Regions from separate parts of the Homo sapiens genome. Here regions 2, 3 and 4 are each linked to region 1. A link is a contact called in ENCODE Hi-C or POLR2A ChIA-PET data. All regions are on one chromosome and are shown on one strand. Each heading gives the region's core, a stretch centred on a gene start or an enhancer-like site at or near the end of the contact. The rest is flanking DNA. Distances are from core to core; before and after follow the strand shown. Region 1 holds the start of PRXL2C (peroxiredoxin like 2C). Region 2 holds the start of ZNF782 (zinc finger protein 782). Region 3 overlaps CDC14B (cell division cycle 14B). Region 4 overlaps CDC14B (cell division cycle 14B).

The links. Hi-C counts contacts between places; a loop is a spot of excess contacts on that map. ChIA-PET counts read pairs that join two places held with the same protein, here RNA polymerase II (POLR2A). Pooled maps may share reads with other maps.
Region 2: a loop to region 1 is called in a map of naive thymus-derived CD4-positive, alpha-beta T cell, with 16 times the contacts of the local background. The contact joins the promoter of ZNF782 here to the promoter of PRXL2C in region 1. A Hi-C loop is called at or near these places in 1 of 168 maps with a recorded cell type or tissue (naive thymus-derived CD4-positive, alpha-beta T cell), 3 of 37 single-sample maps with no recorded cell type and 13 of 50 pooled maps.
Region 3: a map of dorsolateral prefrontal cortex shows a loop between it and region 1 (2.7-fold over the local background). The contact joins the enhancer-like site here to the promoter of PRXL2C in region 1. A Hi-C loop is called at or near these places in 3 of 168 maps with a recorded cell type or tissue (HepG2, chondrocyte and dorsolateral prefrontal cortex). POLR2A ChIA-PET finds 5 or more read pairs at or near these places in 7 of 52 experiments (A673, AG04450, CD8-positive, alpha-beta T cell and 4 more).
Region 4: POLR2A ChIA-PET joins it to region 1 with 12 read pairs in H1. The contact joins the enhancer-like site here to the promoter of PRXL2C in region 1. A Hi-C loop is called at or near these places in 1 of 168 maps with a recorded cell type or tissue (chondrocyte). POLR2A ChIA-PET finds 5 or more read pairs at or near these places in 5 of 52 experiments (CD8-positive, alpha-beta T cell, H1, HEK293T and 2 more).

Annotation. Positions count from the first base shown.
Region 1 is chr9:96,654,053-96,656,579 of GRCh38, forward strand. It overlaps PRXL2C (peroxiredoxin like 2C), which reads right to left and starts at 1,265. Exons shown (of 6, transcript NM_153698.2): 1 at 1,038-1,265; 2 at 653-721. The coding sequence starts at 1,229. RefSeq lists silencers at 804-873, 1,014-1,223, 1,264-1,353.
Region 2 is chr9:96,853,244-96,855,770 of GRCh38, forward strand. It overlaps ZNF782 (zinc finger protein 782), which reads right to left and starts at 1,271. Exons shown (of 6, transcript NM_001001662.3): 1 at 845-1,271. RefSeq lists silencers at 604-693, 974-1,043.
Region 3 is chr9:96,504,476-96,507,002 of GRCh38, forward strand. The region is part of intron 13 of CDC14B (cell division cycle 14B); the gene reads right to left. Among named protein-coding and RNA genes, the nearest start is that of HABP4, 56 kb to the left of the region's middle. Within about 2 kb of position 1,261, at least 3 of the 41 ENCODE cell types and tissues checked have a DNase peak (open chromatin) inside an H3K27ac peak, as active enhancers do.
Region 4 is chr9:96,522,351-96,524,877 of GRCh38, forward strand. It overlaps CDC14B (cell division cycle 14B), which reads right to left. Exons shown (of 14, transcript NM_033331.4): 10 at 1,237-1,375; 11 at 911-1,070; 12 at 156-253. Among named protein-coding and RNA genes, the nearest start is that of HABP4, 73 kb to the left of the region's middle. RefSeq lists an enhancer at 53-1,252. Within about 2 kb of position 1,266, at least 8 of the 41 ENCODE cell types and tissues checked have a DNase peak (open chromatin) inside an H3K27ac peak, as active enhancers do.

The DNA of each region.
Region 1 (2,527 bases), core at 15-2,514:
GATGGTCTCGATCTCCTGACCTCGTGATCCGCCCTCCTCGGCCTCCCAAAGTGCTGGGATTACAGGCGTGAGCCACCGTGCCCGGCCGCACAGTTATTTAATCAATGTTATTTTTTCACATCCTGATTGACAAGGTCTGCTGAAAGAACATCTGTTTTATAAAGGCTGCTCAATGCCTTTCCTCAAAAAGCTCACTTGGGCACAAACCTATCTGTGCCTCAAGAAAAACAACTATGTGGTTTGTCCTAGGGACATGGAACTTGCAGCCTATTAACATAAACATTTGCACCTTTACGATATATTAGTATTTTCCCATAATGAGCAGCTATTTGGAGTGTAACAAAAAATAAAGGGAAGAAAATAACCATTTCCAGCATTTGTTTTAGGGCATTATCAGTCAACATTTGAGAACAGGCACTAGGTTACCAGGCAACACCACAATTGTTAGTACGTTTACCACCAGGCAGCACCCAATGAGTTAGGGCAGAAATAGATCTCTGACGTCTCACTCCTTTTGGAGGGGCGAGGGTGGAGAGAGCTGCGGGGAGGGGCAATCCAGGCTGCAAGTTCCGCGCTGGAGCCGCGTCCTCCCCCGCCCCGCTCGCAAGGTCTGCAGAAGCGGGCACTGGGCCGCCCACGCTGGGAAACTCACTTGTAAGAAACTCCTGGGGATTTTGGCCAGATCCTCTACGTATTCCTTGCAGATGTAACACAGGAAATGCTGAAAGCCAAAACGGCAGAAAGGGCAAGTTAGTAAAGCAGCACCCTCGGGCCCCGAAGGATCCCTGTACTTCGCCGTGCGTGACGCGAGCAAAGGCGACGCCCGCGGGGCCGGGACCGGCGGCTCGGGCGCCCGGCGCGTGGGAAGCGGGCCTCGCCCTCGCCCTCTCCCTGCCCCGCCCTAGTTGGGAAGCGGCCGCGACTGGGCAGGCTGCCTTCCCGTTTCCGTCCTAAGAAGCAGGAGGCGCGGCTCGCATCCCGGCAGCCTGCCCGGGACCCTGGGCCGCGCTTCCCTTCCAGCCCCGCCGCCCGCTCACCCGCACGAACACCACCACGGCGCGGCGCTCCCGGAACAGCGCGCCGAACGGTACCCGCTGCCCGCGGGCGTCCAGCACCGGCAGCTCGGCCACGGCGGCCGCCAGGGGCTGCCCGCTGTCGGGGCCGCTCGGGGCCGGGACCAGGGCGGCGGCGCCGCTAACCTGCCGCGTGACCGGGGCCGGCGCGGCCATGACGCGGGGCGGCCGAGGGCCTGGGTCCGCTCTGTCAGCGCGGACCGGGGCGGGGCGCGCAGAGGTTGGGCGCGGGGGGCGGGGCGGGGCGTGCAGAGGTGGGGCCTGGCAAGTCACGGTTTCCGCGGCGCGGCGCGGGCCTGGGAGCTGTCGGAGTGAACCCCACGGGCGGTTCTGACTCAGCTCTCAGGGTAGGGGACAGAGAGAGAAAGTAAGGTCCGTCCACGGCGAGCAAGCATTATTGAGGAAGAAAGCCGCCCGCGCCCTCCATGGCCACCTGAGCGGATGTTCTCACCTATTCGAGAACTAATGGGTGTATGTGTAAAAGGTGGGCTAGGGCCAGGCCCACGTTTTGTAAACACACAGGCCGGGCCTGTAATCCTAGCGACTTGGGAGGCCGAGGCGGGAAGATCACTTGAGGCCAGGAGTTCGAGACCAGCCTGGGTAGGTAACAGAGGGCAACGCCATCTCCGTTTTTTAAAAAAATAAATAATAAAAATAAAGAAATAAAAGGTGAGCTGGGTGGGATGAGGATGATGAAGTTAGATGACTTAGCAGCTGTTTTGTAGAAATCCCACACTTCCAATTCAGTTTCTCCTGGGGTGGGTAGGCAGGCATAGGGAAATCTGGGGATCTCAGCCTTTGTGAGACCAAACTGGCCCTGGATTTAGAGGTTCATCTTTCTCTGGGGTTTCTCATGGGTGCTAACTGTGTGTCCAAGATTTCCAGAGCAGGACCAGATAACATTCAGGCTCTTTGTCTTCATAAGTTTACTCACTCTTGTGTATGGATTTGGGGTTCAGAAAGTACATCCTTTATCTATGGCCTTTGTTGAGCTGAAGAATATTTCTGGGGCGGAGTGCTAGGCAGGTCTATGTGACTGATGTGACTCTGCCACAAAGTGCAGGAAAGGGGGATGCTGCATCCTCTGGCTTTCACCTGTGTGAAGATTTTATACTTTATTGAGCACACATTAAGTGCTCTGTTTGAGAAGCTCTGCAGCGTGTTTACAAAATTTTAAGCATAGATCTGTTTCTAAGTCAAGATAGTTTCTTTCTGAGACAGGGTGTCGCTCTGTCGCCCAGGCTGGAGCATTGGCACGATCATGGCTCACTGCAGCCTCCACCTCCTGAGCTCAAGCAGTCCTCCTGCCTCAGCCTCCCAAGTAGCTGTGATCACAGGCATGCACCACCATGCCTGGCAAATTTTTTTTTAGATTTGTTTTTGTAGACACAAGGGTCTCCCTATGTTGCCCAGGCTGGTTTTGAACTCCTGGGCTCAAGCAATCCTCTTGCCGT
Region 2 (2,527 bases), core at 21-2,520, 200 kb after region 1:
TCACCCATTGTGTGGTGGCTTCTGGAGGCTTCACCAAGTCTGGCTCATTCTGGGAAGGAGGATCAAGAACTGCTTCTGACCATACACATCTAGGATCTGCTCCTCTGTGGGCTCTTCTGCCTCTGCTCTGAAGCTCGGGAGGGAGGCCTAGGTCTGAGAGGTGTTCTCTTCCAGGTAAAACTGTTCACAGAGACCCCTGCTTCCCACCTCGCAAGGGCTGCTCTGTTCAAGGAGCCTGCGACCTGACCTGAGAAACCATGTTAGTGGCAAAAATCTGACTCTTAGAATTCTTTACATCAGACTTAAAAGAGAGACACCCTGACAATGCAGAAGGGGCCAGGAACCTGTCTGACCCAAGAGATCTGAAGACACACCAGAAATCCAGACTACATTTGACACATGGTAAGATTCCATCTACATCCACTCCCTGAGTATTTGGGGACATGACATTCTGCTAAGTGCTGTGAAGGCTGCAATGCTGGTTTTAGGCAGGTGTGATATTAGCGCCTGAAACGGGAAATAAATCACACCTGCCTTTGAACCCCAGCTCCCTCACTGCTAGCTTGTGACCTGAGCCTCAGTTATATTTAATGCAGATGTGGTTGTGAGGTATACATAGGCACCCAACGAATGGAACAAAGTGTCTTCTAAATATAACAGCAGCAGTCCGCTCATGGCTTAGTAGCCTACAGTCGGCTGTTTGCTTTACAGGTGGTGACTTAAAGTTTTAAACCAACGCCATGAAGCAGTCATTATTAATACCCTCACTTTCAGATGAGAAACCTGACTCTCATCCACGTCCCTACATTCGCCTCGGCTTCCAGTTGACAGAGATGGAACTTACCCGGGTTTTTCCAGCTCCAGAGCTCGGGGTCTCGATGCAGACCCACCGTCCGGGGATTTCGGGCACGTTGTCGCCCGCGTTACAAATGCGCTTTCCCCACCCCCGCCGCCGCTCGCGCCGGGCTCCGGTCCCGCACACCGCGGCCCGCACCCGGCACCTGCTCCGGACCAACGCTCAGCCTCAGCCGCCCCGGGAGCCAGCGGCCGAAGTCCCTCTCCAGCGGCCGGGAAGGCCGAGGGCCCGCCCGGTCGCATCCACTGACACAGGGGGCGGGGATCCCACAAACTTCCCGCTTCCTCTCCCGCTTCCGGGCACAAACGCTGTCCTCCCGCCCCAGCTGCGCCCCCTCTACTTTCCGAGCCGACCCCCGAGCTTCCCAAACCGCTTCCCGGGAGTCTCGAGAACCCAAATGAGGAGGCGGGGCTCTGGCTGCACAGGCGCAGAAGGAGCCCAGGAGCCCCATCCCAGAGTGCTGCGCGGCGAACCAGACTCATTCAGGACTACATTTCCCATAAGCTCTTGCGTCCGCCTTCGACGTGACTCCTCACGTTTCGGCGATTCAGAATTGGCGGGGATGGAGTTTTTATGAAGTCTCCCGCTCAGGCTCTCCAAGAACAGGGAGAAGTTAAAGGTTAAAACTTAAACGCTACTGACAAATACAAAGAGTAGCCCTCCATTGGTTCCCGGTTGAACCAACATTTTTTTTTTCCGTAAGACTTTCGGAGACAATTGGGAAGCTGAATATGGATTGGGAATTGCAAATATTGAAAAAAAGTACCATTACTTTTGTGAACTGTGAAAAAAAATTAAGAATTTTGTAGAAATTTTTTTTTTAAAAAAAGGGATCACTACTGAAGTATTTAGCATTGAAATGATATAACTTTGAATTTACTTTACAATTTTATACATTTTCAACCTGGAACCTCCACCTTGTCTCTTTACAGCCTACCCGACCCATTGACCTGTGAGCCCTGTCCTGGCGCCCCCAGGCGTGAGGGTTCTAAGGCGGGTCGAGCCCGGTGCTGCAGGTGTTAGAGAAAAGCTTTTGGTTTTTATCCCTTAACATTGCTTCTTGCCGAATTCTCTTATTGATTCAACATATTTAAATTTAATGTTAATTATCTTAGGTTTCCATGCGCATTAACGAATTTTCTTGCTTTTTGCTGATTGTTTTTTATTTCCGTAGGTTATTGGGGAACAGATGGTGTTTGGTTACATGAGTAAGTTCTTTAGTGGCGATTTGTGAGATTTTGGTGCACCCATCACCTGAGCAGTATACACTGCACCCCATTTGTAGTCTTTTATCCCTTGCCCCGCTGCCCTCCGCCATTCCCCGCCAAGTCCCCAAAGCCCATTGTGTTATTCTTATGCCTTTGCATTCTCATAGCTTAGCTCCCACTTATGAGTGAGAACTACGATGTTTGGTTTTTCCACTCCTGAGTTACTTCACTTAGAATAATAGTCTCCAATCTCATTCAGGTCGCTGCAAATGCCATTAATTCATTCCTTTTTATGGCTAAGTAGTATATCATCAGATACATACCACAGTTTCTTTATCCAGTTGTTGATTGATGGGTATTTGGGTTGGTTCCACGTTTTTGCAATCGCAAATTGTGCTGCTATAACCATGCATGTGCAAGTATCTTTTTCATATAATGACTTCTTTTCCTCTGGGTAGATACC
Region 3 (2,527 bases), core at 11-2,510, 150 kb before region 1:
CTCTTCAAGGAGAAGCGTTTGAATCGATCATTTCGTTTTCAGAGATCCCAACAGAGCACTGAGTCAAAGATCCAGACCAGCTAGTGAGACAAGTGGGAAAATATCTGGAATTTCAAAGGATCATTAATATTTTAAAACACTGGAGAGAAACAGTATTTTACAAAGAAACATTTGGAGACAACCTTCTGGGACTCCTCTCCTGATGGACTTTGGAGATAATGGCAGTAGCCAAAAATTAACACCCAGAGGCAACGGAACAGGTGCCCAGATCTGAGACTCTGAGGGTCAAGAGGCAGTGGCAGGTGTGACACCAGCAAAGCCACCCGAGAACACTGAAGAAGTTAGAGGTCCTAGATGCAGCTGCTCCCAACTGAAGGGCTCCTGAAAACACTCGTGGTTTTAGAAGCTAAGGAAAGAGGCCGGGCGCCGTGGCTCACACCTGTAATCCCAGCACTTTGAGAGGCCGAGGCAGGCAGATCACCTAAGGTTAGGAGTCAAGACCAGCCTGGCCAACATGGTGAAACCTCATCTCTACTAAAAATACAGAAGAAAATTTTTAGCCAGGCGTGGTGATGCACGCCTGTATTCCCAGCTATGCAGGAGGCTGAGGCAGGAGAATCACTTCAACCTGGGAGGTGGAGGTTGTAGTGAGCCAAGATCGCACCACAGCACTCCAGCCTGGGTAACAGAGTGAGACTCTGTCTCATTTAAAAAAAAAAAAAAAAGATGCTAAGGAAAGAACCTGAGCATTTCTCTCCCCAGCCCCCACAATATGAAGAATTAGGTACAAAGCACTCCAGAGCCCCGGACCTTAGGTTTGGTTTGGCAGCTGCAGCAGAAAGTGATGGTTCCTAGTGATACAACTCAGAATTAAAGTAACTTGTACATGCCAGTTTCTTAGAAAATGAATGAAGTTATCATTTTAAAAAAAGAAGAGCCTGCCCAAAAGAAACAGCATAAGCTAACAAACACGCACCAGCGGAAGGGCTGCGTGAAGACATGAGTGAATGCGAGCAAATGAGGTGGCTGCAGGCTCTCACTCGGGGCATGATGAAATTTCCAAGACTGTTCTAAGAGAGCTCTTCAGAGAGGTCATGTGAGAACACTGAAAACAGGCCGATTCAACGGAGCCAATTATTCACTGGATTTATTAATTCTTAAAAGAGAAAGGTTAGCATGGATTTATAGCTCTAACAGGAAGTGGGAGGTAGAGAAGCCCACTCACCTCCCTCTCCAGACTCAGGGAAGGGAATGAGAAGGTGCCACACAGAGCCCTGGCAGGACCGAGGGCCACACAGGCTGCCTGGCCGCCGTCCCAGACCTGTGGCCACATGAGATTTAGGTTTCGATGTGGCACAGCTTCAAATGGATACACGAGGGGATAGTCATCTTCTGTGAGAAACAGTGGCACCTTTTCCCAAAGACAAATAGTTAAGACATCACTCCTATTTTTTCAGCTGCCCCAAGTAATTGCTCTTTTGACGTTTTTGAAAAAGTTCCCCAAAGCTGAAGAGCCTCTCAGTAAAACCAAAAATCAAAAGCACCAATTAAGCGCAAAGCGAGTTTGGGTGGAGTCTTCATCCTGGATGCCAAGGAACATGAAAATGGAAGGTCAAGTTCCCATGTGCCGCAGAGATGATGACAAACCAGTAGGAACTGGTAAACCTGCTACGTTGCAGGTAGGGATGAAAGGACCCCAAAAGGGTGCTCTATTTTTTTTTCTACTGCTGTTTAAAGATTTCAACTCAATACTTTAAATTTACTCAACAATCTTAGCTCATACTATTTTGTCCAGAATCAGACCGTGCACCAATATACTAATTCCCTCTTGCCCTCCAAACAGAAATGAATACTATTTAGTATGATATTATGAATAATATTCAGTAGGATAAAAGCTCCAGGCTACAGCTTGGCTAACTCCAATTCTTAAAACCTATACATAATTTGCCTTTCTTTTGTAAGCTGTAGGTGGATAACAGGTAGGGTGATGTGAACACAGGACAAAGTCCCAAAAGAGGCACAAAGAAAGAACCCACTTAGAGGAAGGTGGGGAAATAAACTGTGAGTCCCAGTTAATCCTCACTGTTAGACTCCTTTTGCTCTCCACATCATCTCTGAAAGTCCATTTTGGAATTTAAAAGAAGTCTTTTTGGTTTTCAGAACTATCCCAAATTCCTGGAAGCTGCTTTGGGTCATTTCAACATTCAGTCCAGATTACTGACTCTGAAATCTACCTTAGGACCCTCAAAGCATCCCTGCCAGGGACCTGAGGCAGATGCTTGCTGCAACCAGGAACCACTTCTCCAGAGAGGCAGGAGTTCAGGTTACTAGAGTGACATGAAAACGCAACGAGACCTAGATAGAAAAACAGAGGCAAGGCCAGCCCTTCCTTCCTCACAGGAAGACGATATGACCTGGCAAGTGCCAGCCAGGCTCCCGGACTCTACTCTTCTGTAACCTAAAAAGCATAATCTAAAAAAGCAAACAGCAGAATTAAATGTGCAAGACACACTACGCTGTTAACAAA
Region 4 (2,527 bases), core at 16-2,515, 130 kb before region 1:
GCCAGCACCCCTAGGTTTTAAATAACATAGGCAAGCATTTCAAAGTGGCATCATGGGCTTGCAACTATGGAGAAAAATGTACAGGAAAAACCCTCACCAAGGACCCCACACACATATGAAGAAACATCAACCACAACAAAGGAACCCAGACTCACGTGAGAGGAATAGCGTTTGTTTTGGATTGTCTTCTGCTTTTCAAGGCCCGAAGTCTATCACCTTGTGTCACTCCATTGATTTCGTCATCATCACTGTACTGTGTAAGTAAAAAAACACTGAGCTAATGATTTAAGTTGCACTTATTAATGCAGTACAGCAGAGCAGCAATTTATCCACATGAACACAGTCCAAGTTTCTGCAAGCTCTAGAATATTTTTCCCTTTCACAATCAAGCTTCAGGTGACATTTTAAGACAGCCAAAGTTGACTTTCAGAGACAACACAGCAGCACTCTTGTTAGAAAACACATCAACAGTGAAGAGGGTTAATGGGCTTTCAAGTTTGAAAACGCTCTTTTTAAAATCTCAGTGTACTTACTACCACTTAATGTAGTAGTACTGCTACCCCCTAAGCCTTTGATTTGTTAAAAGCTCTCTATTTGAGAATGATTGCTTTCCTAAATCAGCTGTTGTGAAATGGCAAAAAGGGGTGAGGGGCAGGGGTAGATCTGGCTGAAGAGCTCACTTCACAACCTTTTATGCACCTGCTGAGTAAGTAAAACATAGTTTTATGGACACACAACCTTGTTTCCACTATTTTGGGTAAAAAGTGCCTAGAGAGGGTTATAAATATAAAAAACTGACAATCATCCAAGAGCTGCTTTATTATTTTACCTACGGTTTTCTCCATACCCTGACAGGTTCTCAATAGCAGTTAAAGCAGTAACAACATCGCAACAGAAACGGCTTGATTACCGGTTCGGGTTCTTGCTGATCTTGATTCTCGACCCCATTTATGGAAATGTCATCAACGCCAGAGAGAAGTTTGGAGAAGGCTGCTCTGTGTTGTCCATTCTCCTGCCCCTTTAACTTCTGACGAAAATAGTCCCCTTCCAGCCAGAGGTTGGTTTGCTTCCTAGAGCATTTAAATAACATCAAAATAGAGCTTTCCAGAAAGATACATGAACAACTTCTTCCTACCAGATTATCTGTTGTTGTTGGAAACTAAAGGAAATTCCACTCCCCATCAGATTCCAACCCCACATGTTCCCTGGGAACTACAGACGTAGGCTACTACTTACATCACCAAAAACTGCTGCTGAGGCCCAATCACCGAGCCAGGTCTGCAGATCCTGACCCACGCAATGGTCTCGGCTGCTGTCATCCTGTAATGCTTCATGATGTAGCAGGCTATCAGAGTGCCCGTGCGACCAAGGCCAGCTAGGAAAATAAAGAAGCACAGAAATGAAACTTGGGCTGATGTACTCCAGGATTTTGTTGGGCAGGCAGAATTTTTTTAAAAGGCTTCTCATGACTCTGCTTCTTTCAATAGTGGTTCTCAAGGCTGGTTACACTCTGGAATCACCTAGAGAGGTTTTTAAATACTGATGCCCGGTCTCACATCCGGAATGTATTTATTATTTGTTTCATTTATCTATTTATTTTTGAGACGGAGTCTCACTCTGTTGCCCAGCAGGCTGGAGTGCAATGATGCAATCTCAGCTCACTGCAACCTTCACCTCCTGGGCTCAAGCAATTCTCCTACCTCAGCCTCCCAAGTAGCTGGGATTTACAGCCATGTGCCACCACAGCCGGCTAATGTCTGTATTTTCAGTAGAGACGGGGCTTCACCATGTTGGCCAAGCTGGTCTCAAACTCACCTCACCTCAGGTGATCCGCCTGCCTTGGCCTCCTAAAATGCTGGTATTATACACTTGAGCCACCACGCCTGGCCTTACGCCAAGAATTTAGATTTAACTGGTATGCAGCATAGCTTGGACACAGAGATTCCTAAAATCTTCCAGATGATTCTATGTGTAGCCGAGGTGGAGAATCACTTTCTGAGCAATGATTCTCAGTAAGTGCAGTGTCTTCTGCCCTGGGCATTTTAGAAAAACGGTACCACCATCTTTGCAAAACCAAAGGCTTGTAATTTTGCACTTACTCCCACATCCAATTATGTTTTCTGGTCTGTAATACCCATTTTCACTCAGATTTTTTTAAACCTCTATTGGTGCTGGCCTGTCTTATCTAGACTATTATCATTACCTCCAGTGATGGTTAATTTTATGTGTCAATCCGGAATGAATCTTTGGAGATTAACATTTAAGTTGGTGAGCTTTCAGTAAGCACAGTTCCCTCCATAATGTGGATGGGCCCCATCCAATTAGCTGAAAAACCTGGGCAGAACAAAAACCCTGACTTTCCTGAGCAAGAGACTGCCTTTGGCTTTCATCTGCACCATCAACTCTCCCATGTTTCCAGGCTGCTGGCCCACGCTGCATATTTTGGACTCACCAGAATCCATACTTGCATGAGCCAATTCCTTTTAATAAATCTCCTACATATAAAAAAAATCCTACTGCTTGTTTT